2 separate regions of the Homo sapiens genome follow, and region 1 is linked to region 2. A link is a contact called in ENCODE Hi-C data. All regions are on one chromosome and are shown on one strand. The core of a region is the stretch at or near the end of the contact, and the rest is flanking DNA. Distances in the headings are between cores, read along the strand shown.

Region 1 (6,572 bases), core at 2,515-5,014, 8.9 Mb after region 2:
GGAAACCCTTCACCTGGGGCTGTTCATAGAACCATGCACGCGGCAGTTGAAAAGGGGCACCTACGCCTTGCTCTGTGACATTGTTTTCAGTGAAAATTAGCGTTCGCTGTTTTCAGCGTTAACCTTAAACTCCAGCTGGCTTTATCTCCTCTCACTTATTATAATTGTAACGCAGTGCACTGTGTAAAGGTCACACCTGTGTTTATACGCCATATGCCATCAAAATACCATGAAGAGAACACTATGTGGTCTCTATCAGAAGATCAAAAGAGAAGGGGTGAGAAGCAGACCTTCCTCCTAATTCAGGGCCCTTCAGTCCTTCCCAAACACTGAAATAGGCCCATGTGCACCACTGCTCCCGCAGGAGTTTATGTCTAGGCCAAGTACGTGCTGTTTATTGACAGAGAAACAAATACCGCTCAGCACCTGTCCGGTTTCAGAGTGATGAGGGAGTTTCCAATCTGGATCTGAGAAAACTTTTACACTGTACCCAAACATTCTTTTTCTTTTCTTTTCTTCTTTTTTTTTTCTGAAGCCAAAATTAGAACAAAAACAAACATATACAGAGTTCGGCGTAGCAGGAAAAAGAAACTCAGCTCAAGACATTTCATAAGAAAAGCTCCAAGTCCATCTATACTCACCTGGCCTGGAACCCTGGGATTCATTTGATTGAGGAGGGTCACAAGCTGTACCCCAGAGGCTCGGGAGGCACCACTCGGTAGGAAGACCCTCCTGGTTTCTCAAGCTGGAGGAGCAGACTGAAAGGATGTTTGGGGAGTGAGGAAGTAATAGGGGAGTGGATGCAGAAGGTATTTTGTTGTCTAACCTAGTGGTTCCTTGAGGCGTATTAATGAGTAATATTCATGCACCTTCTCCTTCTGCCAAGGCAGAAATAACCTGGTACTTTTTACCTGGTGGCCGAGTGACCTGGCCCTACCAGGGACTTCACTAATTAGCATAGTCTCTCATAGCCTGGCCTTGGGACTGGCTGTCACACGCTCTCCTCCACACCAGCCATCAGTTGCTCTGGACCCTCCGAGACCCCCAGGCAGCCTGACAGCCAGTGAGCAGAAAGACCTGACTCCTTCCTGGGGCCCCTTCCTCCAGAGGCCCCCCACGAAGCTGTGCTGGCCCTGTTTAGGCAGTGGACACAAGCCTGTTCCAACCCCAGAATCCAAGGTCTAAGTCATCTTCAATAAGGTATTGCCTGAAACCATGTGGGATAAAAAGCTTCTTCCTTTAAAATAACCTTCAATGAAGCCAGGCCATTACTGGAACTTATCATATATAATGACACACAAAATGCCAAGAGAAATTTATAGCGCCGCCTGTCTGCCCACCATTTAGGCACTGGTGAGTCATTAATTCATGAGAGATTTATCAGTTTATAAAAGATGCTAGATAAGTTAATTTTTAAAAATCATGTGAGTATAGATTTATGCTCAGGTTATCTACTTTAAAAAAAGGATCTCTCTTGGGCTGTTTTTCCAAAGCAGTGCAATTCACGTTAACCCCCCATCCCACTGCCTCCAGCCCATGCCCTAGAGAGCTGCTGAAGGACACTGGAGTCTGACTAGAGGCAGGGCTGGGCCCACTGAGTGTCACCAAAATCACAAAAACACAACTGAAAGAGAACTGTTCTTAAATACTCATGTACCATAAAAGGGGAATTTCCAGAGGTCTCTGATATTAGCAATTTGCCCTTCCATTCCCTTCCTCTCTAGTTTCAAGATGAGATGATGACAAAAAGACTGACTAGTGAGAAAAAGCATGAAACTCCATCTACAAACGTGCAAACCGACACAGAGCAAACCTGCAGGAATTTCCACACCCGGTCTTCTGATTTGCCTTGAAAAGGGGGAAAAAGAGAGAAAGGAAGCGTACCTTCGCCTCCACTAAGACATCAACATTAACTCTGTTTTCTTAATTTCACACGAACATCACTGCGTCTGGAGTCTATGTTTTATTTTTCCTGTTAGGCAAAAGCAATTTTTCCCAAGTAAAAGTTCTGAAACGGATTTCTTTTAGAAGCAGAGATAACTGGGAATTTTCTCAAAACTAGTACAAGTATGAATGTTTCTCCTTTTACTTTCCATTTTTACAAATGCATTTAGGGCCAAATGCACTGGCTAATTTTGATAGAATGTAACAGAGACAGGAGAAGCAGTCCATCTCAGTGAGTGAGTGGACATTTATTAGGCATTCACTTTTCACAGGCCTGGGATATTAGGTATTGCGGGGGTGTTGTATTCAGGAAATAGAAGTCAAAATCCAATTGAGTAGGGAAATGAGCCAAACAGAAATGGACACAAAGACACCAAAAACACCTACAAAAACACAGATGAATGTGCAGAATCAGCTGGAGTTTCTATGAGCTGAGCTGAATCTGCTCACCTTGCAAAGATTTCCCCGCACAGTGGGGACTGCCCACGCGTACGCATTTCTTAGTTTCTGCTGGCCAACTCGAATCGTTTTCAGCGGGGTCATTTACATCGTGTCCACTTTTTCTGGTTTCCAAACTCAACCCACTTTATTATCTTAAGAGTTTTCATTCTCAGTATCATTTACATACAACAAAATGAATATATCATGTGTACAGTTTTATGAATATTGACAAAGGCATACATCCCTTTAACTCACTCCCCTATCAAGATATGCAGCATTTCCATCCTCCCAGAAAGAGCCCTTGGAGCCACTTTGTTTTTAAATTATTTGCATCTGAATATTTTTGAGTGGAGATTATCAAAGCCAAATGTGTGGGAAGAAAGCCTAATCATTAATCATCTACTACAAATACAGGTAGTAAAGGTTTTGAAGATGGTGCGTGAGCCTGCACAGACAAGTCTGCGGGATTGGGTCCTGTTATGAAATGCCAAAGGGGCTTTTTAGCGACAGGCACGTGGGCCCCTCTCAGCCGCCCTGTCGGCACTCAGATACGCAACTAAGACCGAGTGGGTTTCTTTTCTGGTTTTGTTCTTTAGGCATCAGAGTTTACATGTTTAGAAAGAGGGAAGTTGAGGCTGAATAGTCACATCCACCATATTCTCATAGGGGCAAATGTTCTCTGATTAGGAGGGCTCAACCACAGTGCAGAGTCCCCTCTTCCAAAATTCTGTTTCAACACCGAGAGGAGTTCACATGACCAGGCAAATTAGAGATTTTCTTAGCATTTCCTGTTTCCCAGATTTCAGAGGAGCCCTTCAGGGAATGTCTGGCCCAGGGTAGCACATTCAGGATGAGGGAAAAATGGTTATTTTTAGGTCCCTCCAACCATCACATTCCTCCCTGTCTCCACTTGGGCACTCTGTTGTTCTAGTGACCTGTCAAAGGGATGGGGGCGGGGCTGCGAGAAAAAAGCCACATCGCTTCCTTTGGGGTGGGGGTAAGGGTACCCCTGCTCCAGGGGTCCTAAACTGCTCACTAGCCCTTCTGCTGGAGAGGGACCAGAGGTGGAAGACCTGCCAGAGTGAGTGCCAGGCAGCTCTAGACTTCTGGGTATTCATTTCTCATAAAAGGTTGCAGTATTTCCTGGACACCTGAATTCTATGTCTTCACGGCAAAAACAATTCAAAATGTCCCAAAACATTATGCAGGAAGGAGTTTTTAATTTTTTTTAAATCACTTTTCCAAAATGGTACCCTGAGGTGATCCTGTCTTCAATCTCCCAGCAATGAAAACAATGTGGTTGAAAAGTTGACAGCTTTCAACCCTTGAAAAGGTCACCTCCCTGCCTCACACCCTCTCGTAAGTATTAAGAGCATAACGGATATTTTGAGTCACATGTATTGTTCTTTGTTCATTTGCATTTGGTGAAATCCCCCCCTTGGACCAATTTAGTAAGCAGTGCCTTGGGCTTCCTTGGTGATTGTTCTCTTGTCTTCTGTATATTTTTTCCTGTGAAAAAAATTTAGACTCAGCCAGTGAAATGAAGTTGCAGCCTCTGTCACTGATGCTTTCTTTTTGCTCAGATGATCTTTCCATCTCGCTTGGGACAGAATTCCTTCTTCTTTGCAACGAATGAAGACCTTCGAGGCTCAGCTGAGGCCCTTGTACTCCAAGACTTTCTGAAAGCTCCCTCGCCCCTCCCCATCTGACCTTCTGTTGGACTGACATACTTCTCCATATTTCAGCCTCAGATGGCTTGGTGTTCACCACTAGACTGTGTTACTGAAAGTTAATCAAGGGTCCTAGGGCCATTTACAAAGTGGGACTGTAAGAGAAAGTCTAGCTAGATGGAAATGTATCCTAAATACCCCCAAGTCCCAGCACAGGGGTTCCCATCAACAAAAAGCCTCACCTCCAAATACATTGCTGAGGACGCAGGGCCCCGTCTTCCCACCTGACGCACTACACACCACGTCAGCTGTCACAGGAGGTCTGAGTGCTTTATGAAGCTGCCTGCTTTCTCTCTTACCTCCATGTGTAAGCCAACCACTCTGGCTTTCAGAAACATATTTCTTTCTCTATGAGTAATTTAAAAGTGACTCATCCTCAGCCTCACCAGCCGGTCCATGTGACCTGCAGTGCTGGTTGAGTGTTATCTATAGATGTGTAAACCAAAGCAGTTCTTAGAACACAGATTCCCCCTCCCACGTGCTGTTGATTTCCCTTTGCTACACAGGGAGGGAACGATGTCAGACATGAGCAGCCAGGGACTGCCCGCTCCGCACTCAAATCTGGAATGTGTCCATTAGAGGAAACAAAGGCCATCACCCAGTGACAGAAAAGAAGAGACAGGCAAAAGGCCTAATATATTTATTTTAGTATTAGCAGACCATCAAGAAGCTCTGAGAAAACTCCACAAAAATTGAAGACGATGATGACCCATATAAACAAAAAACTGCTCAAAGTTCTTTTTCTGAGCCAGTAGAAATTTAGACCTCATGAAACAGAGATGACACCCACACCCACCCCAACCAAAACCCCACCAACACGTCTTCATTGCTCAATCAGAAACACATTCCTGGGATCTGCTGTGGTTTGTCTTGGGAACTCACATATATGAACATGTTTTTATTTCTTCAACTTGCCTTTATTCCACCATCACCAAAGAATGGTGTCAGGCCCAGCTCGGGGACACTACTGGTGCAGGCAGGCACGCGGGTGACACAGCTGGCCAGCATTCTAGATCGTGTTTCTTACCTCTTTCTCACTTCCTATTTTCTATTAAACCAAATCTGAACTCATTTGCCTGCTTTGTGAAGACCTTCATAATCCAGCTACTGTCGCCTGATTTTCTAGCACCATCTATGCTCTTGGCACAATTAATCCTTGGCTACCACTAGGGCAGCATCCTCACTGCTCCTCCAAGGAAGACACCAGAGCCTTCATTTCCATGCCTTCACCCTCCCAAACCCCCAAACTCTGCCCTCCTTCCTTCTTTCCTTCCCTCCTTCCTTCCTTCTTTCCATCCCTCCTTCCTTCCCTCCTTCCTTCCTTTAAATTGAGAAACTTTTGCTCTGTCACTCAGGCTGGAGTGCAGTCGCAATTATAGCTCACTGCAGCCTTGAATTCCCAGGATCAAGTGATCCTCTTGCCTCAACCTCCTGAGTAGCTGGGACTATAGGCATGTGCCACTATGTCTGGCTAGTTTTTGTAGAGATGGGGTCTGGCTATGTTGCCAAGGTTGGTCTTGAACTCCTCGGTTCAAGTCATTGGTCCACCTCGGCCTCCCAAAGTGCTGGGATTACAGGTGTGAGTCACCATGGCTGGCCACCCTTCCTTACCACTGTCTGTATCTTTACCTTCTGGGAGCACTCTTACCTTCATCACCCAAATCTTAACCCATTCTTCCAGCTCAGCTCATCCCACCTGAAAATCTCCTTACCTTCCTCACCTGACCATTCAAGCTGTCACTAATGTCTACATCTCCTAAACTTCTCCAATAGTTCATCACATCTGCTCTTCAGTTTTGTTTTGCTACCTAATATATCACTTCTTATATTTTCCAATATTGTTTGATTGCAAGTTCTTTTGGGAGGGGTATCACATATTTCACTCCTATTGGCCCCACAGTGCCTAGCCCTATAACAGCAGATGAAGCAACCTTTAGATTGAAACAAATATTATTTTAATATTGCCAAAAAGGTGTAATAAGCAAGGTCTTACTAAACTTTTGGCCAGCTGTTAAATTTGATTGCATGTTGCCTGAAAGAGAAACTTTACTTTTTATCCTAGTAGGAAGTTATGTGGAGAGGAATAATGTATTGGATATTCAGTAAAATGAAAAAAAACACACAACAATAGTCATTTATATAGCACTGTGTACAAGCACTGATCTAAGCACTTAACAAATATCCATTCATCTTAAACTTCATAGTGACTTTAAAAAGTAGGCACTATTATATTCCCCACTTCACACATGAGGAGATCAAAGTATTGGAGGGAAGTTGTCCAAAGTCACATAGTGGCTAAGCTAGACTCAAACTCTGGCAATCTGGCAATCAGACTCTTCAGAGTCTGTGCTCTTAGTGGCTGTGCTATATTCCTGTTAATAGGTGTGTGCTTTTATATGGCCTTTTTCATTGAAGCAAAGAGGAGCTTATCTTCTGTATGGATACCATGTTACAGTT
Region 2 (6,407 bases), core at 36-2,535:
ATAATTACATATTGGGATAAGTGTTATAAACGAAACTCAGTAAGATATGAGAGAATGTGGTAACTCTGGGGGAGGCCTTCTGAGTCAGTGCAGTTTGGAAAGGTCAGTCTGAGGTGTTGACATTTGAACAGAGAACTCAAAAAAGAGAACAAACCAGTTCTGTGAAAAACGTTCCAAACTTCAGAATGATTTGGAGGCAGAAAATTGTCCTGTGATGGTTAATTCATGTATCAACTTGACTAGGTCATGGTGGACCCAGATATTTGGTTAAACATTATTCTGGGAGTATCTTTGAAGTGTTTGTAGATGAGCTTAAAATTTGAATCAGCAGATGGAGTAGAACAGTTTTCCCTCCCCACGGTGGATGGGCGTCGTCCAATCCATTGAAAACCTGAATAGAACAAAAAGGTTGAGTTAGGGAGAATTTGCACCCTCTATCTGACTGTCTTTGAGCTGGGACATCAGTCTTCACCTGATGTTTTAGGCTTGGGCTGGAACTTACATCATCAGCTTTCCTGGTTCTCAGGCCTTCTGGTTCAGACTAGAACTATACCACTGGCTCTCCTGGGCCTCTGGGTATCCAACCCACAACTAATATGTGTCGCCAGAATAGAAAAGGGGCTAGAGGCTGGGCGTGGTGGCTGACGCCTGTAATCCTAGCACTTTGGGAGGCTGAGGCAGGCAGATCACCTGATGTCAGGAGTTCGAGACCAGCCTGGCCAACATGGTGAAACACCATCTGTACTAAAAATACAAAAATTAGCCAAGCATAGTGGTGCACGCCTGTAATCCCAGCTCTTTGGGAGGCTGAGGTAGGAGAATCACATGAACCCAGGTGGCATGGGTTTCAGTGAACCAAGATCGTGCCACTGCACTCTAGCTGGGCTACAGAGCAAGACTCCATCTCAAAAAAAAAAAAAAAGAAAAAAAGGAAAAAAAAAGGGGCTAGAGTAGCCCAAGTGTAGGAAAAGATGGTCACTTGCTATGAGAAGTAGAGAAGAGATGGAGCCTGCTCCATCAGGGCCTTGAGGACCATGGCGAGTAAAGGGTTTGATTTTTACTTTAGGTATTGTAGGAAGCCTTTGAAGGATTTTTGGCAGGAAAAGGAAATTAGATATTACATTTTTAAAATATTATTCTGGCTGTCCTAAGGCTCACAGATTGTAAAAAGCAGATACTAGGAGCCCAGTACAGCAGGCCAAACCAGAGATAACTGTATGTATGTGGGCTGGGGCGCGGGGGTGGGGGTAGTGTCAGTACAGACACAGAGAAGTAGAGGGATTTGAGAGAACATTTGGAGGTAGACCCGACAGGCCTCATGTGTCATAATGTGCTTGTAAATAAAGTCTGCAAGTTTCAGTCATTGAGAGAAAGGGAACTACTTGATGTAATACAGAAAGTGCAAGCAGATTAACATAGATCAGGCACACTGTGTTAAATTTATAGACATCTAACTTTAATGTAATTTTTTAAGTACCTCATTTTTTGTTTGTTTTTGGAAAACAATGTCCCTCTGTTGCCTAGTTTGGAGTGCAGTGGCGTGATCATAGCTCACTGTAGTCTGGACCTCCTAGGCTCAAGCAATCCTCCCACCTCAGACTCCTCAGGAGCTGGGACTACAGGCACACACCATCATGCTTGGCTAATTTTTAAAGTTTTGTAGAGATGGGATTTTGTTATGTTGCCCAGGCTGGCCTTGAACTCCTGCACTCAAGCAATCCTCCTTTCTTGGCCTCCCCAAATGGTAGGATTACAGGTGTGAGCCACTGCATCCAGCCAGTACCTCATTTTTTTAATTGAAAAAGTAATCCATGATTATGATGGAGAATTTGGAAAATATAACATTATTCTAGAATTTTAGGAGATTGGATGTGTCTTAGGGAAGGGTGGGATCAAACCCATGAAGAAGGGCACAAAGGTATATGAACAAGAATGTTCACTGCAGCATTACTGGTAACAGCAAAAAATCAGAAATAAGTGTCCATGATTATGGAATTGGTGAAACAATGTAGCCATTAAAAAGAATGCAGTACATTTTTGTGCACTGAAAGGAAATGGTGTTCAAGATATACTAGGTAAAAAAGTCTAATGCAAATAGTATACATAGTGTGATCCCACTCATGTGAATTAGAATATTTTTCATTGTGTCTTCCTTATACTAAGAATATTATAAATAAAAGCCTAAATGTATCAAATTTTGTTAGCAATGGTCACCTCAAGGTGGAGTGGGGATTAGGAAGGATTTTAACTTTATGGTTTATACCTTTTTGTTTTAGTAAGATTTCTTAAACAATGGATATGAAGAAAAAAAATTTTTAAGTAGACACAGAAGCAGTAATTTTAGGATCAATAAGTACTTCAATGAAGTCTTTGAAGCAACAGTAAGAAAAAGTCCTATAAATATAAGCATTACTTTTCTTTATAGAGAGTTTATATTAATCTCAAACCAGAAAAATGGAGATTATTAAGTTGAATTTGTTAGCATTTCCAAGATGAAGTTGAGACTGTCTTTATTCATGTTCTTCGAATTAACATTAAAAACAAATACATGGATAGAACGTTTTCTGTGTCATTTATTTAGGCAATGCATCTTACAGTGGTTTTCGTGGTTTGGTAAATAAATACACAAATTTATTCATGGAAAATACAGAAAATTAGTGGGGCATGGTGGTGCACACCTGTAATCCCAGCTACTTGGGAGGCTGAGGCAGGAGAATTGCTTAAACCTGGGAGGTGGAGGTTGCAGTGAGCCAAGATCGTGCCACTGCACTCCAGCCTGCGTGACAGAGTGAGACTCTGTCTCGGGAAAAAAAAAAAAAAAAAACCGCAACTTTCTTTTTGTCATGCTTTGTGAAAAAATGATTAAAGCATGGTTTTCTGAGCATCAAGATTATGGATTATTACAGATTATTTCCATCATTTTCTTAAGTCCTATGTTTTTCAAATTCTCTATAATAATAATGTATTACTTTTGCAATCAGAAAAAGAGGTACTTTACAAAATGTTTCATTAAAGTTAAATGTCTATAAACTTAAAACAGTATACCTGATCTCTACTGATCTGCTTGTACCTTCTACGTGACACCACGTAGTTTCTTTCTGTCAATGGCTGAACCTTGCAGACTTTATTTACAAACTAGGACCAAATGACTTGTATTGTGATCATATTGGTCTGCACCTCTCTCCATCCAAAATGATGAGGCTAGGTCCATTAAGCACACACCCTGGCAAACAACATTTAAAATATCATTACTGAAATGACTATGCAGGCTTTTCATCAGACTTTTACAGCACCACAAAGAAAAGTCAGAGCAAGAAGATGACTGTTAGAAAAACTCCAGTCTCTTACACCTTCTTTTAGCCCCAATCACATGGTGTGCAGCAGATACTTTTAGGTTACACAGAGTAAACCTGAAACTGCAATCTGCAGCTATGGTGTGCAATGTGATGGTGGAAAAAAAAAAAAGGTTTCTTTGGACACTTGAAATGTTCATGCAAAAGGTTTGAGACCCATGGATGAAAGGTAAGTAAATACCGCAGGACATGTACATTGTACTACAGCCAGCATAGCATAATTATAGTTTGCTTTTAACCTTTTGAAGCCTGTGTTTTCTGGTTTTAGTCTCTTCGCTTTTCAAATTATTCCTGACTCATTAGCTTTTCACCCTAGGGGCAATTCATAAGCTCCATAAAAGTGTGGATATTTTTTCTTTTTCTTTTTCTTTTCTTTTCTTTTCTTTTTTTTTTTTTTTTGAGACCTAGTCTCTGTCGCTCAGGCTGGAGTACAGTGGCAGGATCTCTGCTCACTGCCAACTTCCACCTCCCGGGTTCAAGTGATTCTGCTGCCTCAGCCTCCTGAGTAGCTGGTATTATGGGCCATGCCCAGCTAATTTTTGGATTTATAGTAGAGATGGGGTTTCACTGTGTTGGCAAGGCTGGTCCTGAACTCCTGACCTCAAGTGATCAGCCCACCTTGGCCTCCCAAAGTGCTGGGATTGTAGGTGTGAGCCACCACGCCAAGCCGTGGATATTTTTCTTAAATTTCTTTTCCAGCAAATGCATACCATTTGTTTTTTAGTATCAGAATGTAAATTCCCACAGTGAGAAGCAACTAAATAATACTTATTTTCATCTTTTATACCCTTTTTTCTTTTCTTTTCTTTTCTTTTGTGTGTGTGTGTGTTTCTTTTTTTTTTTGAGACAGAGTCTCACTCTGTTGCCCAGGCTGGAGTGCAGTGGTACAATCACAGCTCACTGCAGCCTCAACCTCCCAGGCTCAAGCATTCCTCCCACCTCAGCCTCCCTAGTAGTTGGGATTACAGCCATGTCCCACCAGGCCTGGTTAATTTTTTTTTTTATTACTTTTTTTTAGAGACGAAGTCTCACTATGCTGGTCTGAAACTCCTGGGCTCAAGCCATTCTCCTGCCTTGGCCTCACAAAGTGTTGGGATTACAGGCATGAGCCACCAAACCTGGTCCTATCTATAATTAAAAGCACGTAACTGAAGACCAATTCTTCATTACAACTGGAGACCCTAATCTGAAGAGGCTAGTTGGGAGCAAGGTGGTGTAGACACTACTGGTATCCCAACCACGGACCAATTGACACTTTGGGATGAATAATTCTTTGTCATAAAGGTTTGTCTTTGCACTGCAGGATGTTCAGCAATATCCCTGGCCCCTACCCATTAGATGCCAGTAGCACAGAGCTCCAACACAGAGATGTGACCACCTAAAATATCTCCAGACACTGCCAAATATTCACTAGGGAACAAAATCAGCTTGCTTGAGAACGATTGCGTTAGGCCAAAGACCTCACAAAATCAAATCCTCTGTGCCTTTGCCAATTCAAATTGCTCCTTTAACTCCATGGTCAACTCTACCCACTTAGCCACCCACCAACATAAAATACAGACACAAACACCCTCACATTCTTCATATGAAATACCTTGAACATTGTCTAGTGTTCTTCCTCTGAGCCATATGTGGCCAATTTGGCTAAGAGGAGAGAAGTAACCACTGATGCCTATTTCCTACCCTCCACTGACATGGGAGTTCATGCTTATCCTTTTAAATGTATTTAAGTTCATAATGTGCTGACTTTCTTTCTTTGTTTCTTTTTGGAGATGGAGTCTCGCTCTGTTGCCCAGGCTGGAGTGCAGTGGCATAATCATACATGACTGAAGCTTCAAACTCCTGGCTTCAAGCAATCCTCCTGCCTCAGCCTCCTGAGTAGCTGGGATTACAGATGTGAGCCACCGTGTTGGCATGTCTTGACTTCTGAAGCTCTAAAATGCCTCCAGCTTCTTTATCCACTAGCCACGCTCTGTAAATCCATGCTCCTCCATAAATTTTGTTTGACCATAATATTATTTAATTAACTATGTCTATTCTGCCTTGAAATTGTTTTCTTCATTTGGCACTTAAATATACAGTTATGACCCAAGCTCAAGACAGCTATTTCCTGAAGTTATTCTAGATTAGATCCTATTAATTAAAACTGGGAGTAGGGATTTTTAGAATCAAACCCCAAAATCCTTTTTTCCTAAAACATTCCAAAACAATGAGACACGTTAGCTTATATAAATTTTATTTTCGTGCCTCTTAATACCTTTGAGGGATGTTTATTCTCCCCACTACCAGCCGTCTGGTGTTTGAAGCAGTGAGGAAAATGGTCAGAGCTAATTGATTTCCTATATGGAGAAAACATTATTAATGAATTCTTCACTGTGGAAAATTCTGAAAAGTGGATCTGCCATTACTAGATTCATAGCCTTGAGCAAGCATGTTAATCTCTCCTAGGCTATTTCATCTTTGGTAAAATGAGGATGCTGACATCTACCCTCTAGGGCTATTATATTGAATGAAATGACCTGTTTCAAGCTTTTAGCCCTGTGCTTGATATACAGGTGTTTTATGAGTGTCCTTTTTAGTGCTGCTTCTCTTCTTTATTTCCAGCACTTGCTAAATACTTTCTGGGGTCCAGGGCAAAATGAAAATATGGGGCTTCCTTGTTAAAAAATTAAGAATTTCAAGACAAGAGCAGAATATGAAATCAAGTGTTGAGCCCTATGTGACTGCCTACGTCACATACTCATCAAGCCAGCCCTGCTTGCTCCCCTAGGATTTCCAAGGGTCTACTTTTCTATCCTTTCACGAAATTAAAAGCCACTCTTCAAATTAAACAACGGATGGGGAAATAAATGCAACTAACTAAAGAGGGCTTGATTACGTGCATTGTTTTTTAACACTGTCTCACTTAAGCAACATGTTGAATGTTAGTGAGCCTAGGGCTCTTCTAGAGAGACCGTTTTCATCTGCCATAGTATTTTAGTGTTTATATCATTTTCTATCTGGAAGAATGAAAAGAAAAACAAACTTTGGTTGTCTATTAGTAATCAGACCACT

The links. A loop is a pair of places that touch in the nucleus more often than their neighbours do. Pooled maps may share reads with other maps.
Region 1: a loop to region 2 is called in a map with no recorded cell type, with 19 times the contacts of the local background. The contact joins two enhancer-like sites. A Hi-C loop is called at or near these places in 3 of 37 single-sample maps with no recorded cell type and 2 of 50 pooled maps.

What each region holds. Positions count from the first base shown.
Region 1 is chr18:63,157,432-63,164,003 of GRCh38, forward strand. The region is part of intron 2 of BCL2 (BCL2 apoptosis regulator); the gene reads right to left. Among named protein-coding and RNA genes, the nearest start is that of BCL2, 160 kb to the right of the region's middle. RefSeq lists enhancers at 495-544, 3,400-3,519, 3,930-4,169, 4,260-4,549, 4,750-4,799 and 3 more. Within about 2 kb of position 3,765, at least 31 of the 41 ENCODE cell types and tissues checked have a DNase peak (open chromatin) inside an H3K27ac peak, as active enhancers do.
Region 2 is chr18:54,260,771-54,267,177 of GRCh38, forward strand. LOC124904307 (a long non-coding RNA gene) reads right to left here. Exons shown (of 2, transcript XR_007066379.1): 2 at 1-391. Among named protein-coding and RNA genes, the nearest start is that of POLI, 5.5 kb to the right of the region's middle. RefSeq lists enhancers at 1,383-1,442, 3,228-3,277. Within about 2 kb of position 1,286, at least 5 of the 41 ENCODE cell types and tissues checked have a DNase peak (open chromatin) inside an H3K27ac peak, as active enhancers do.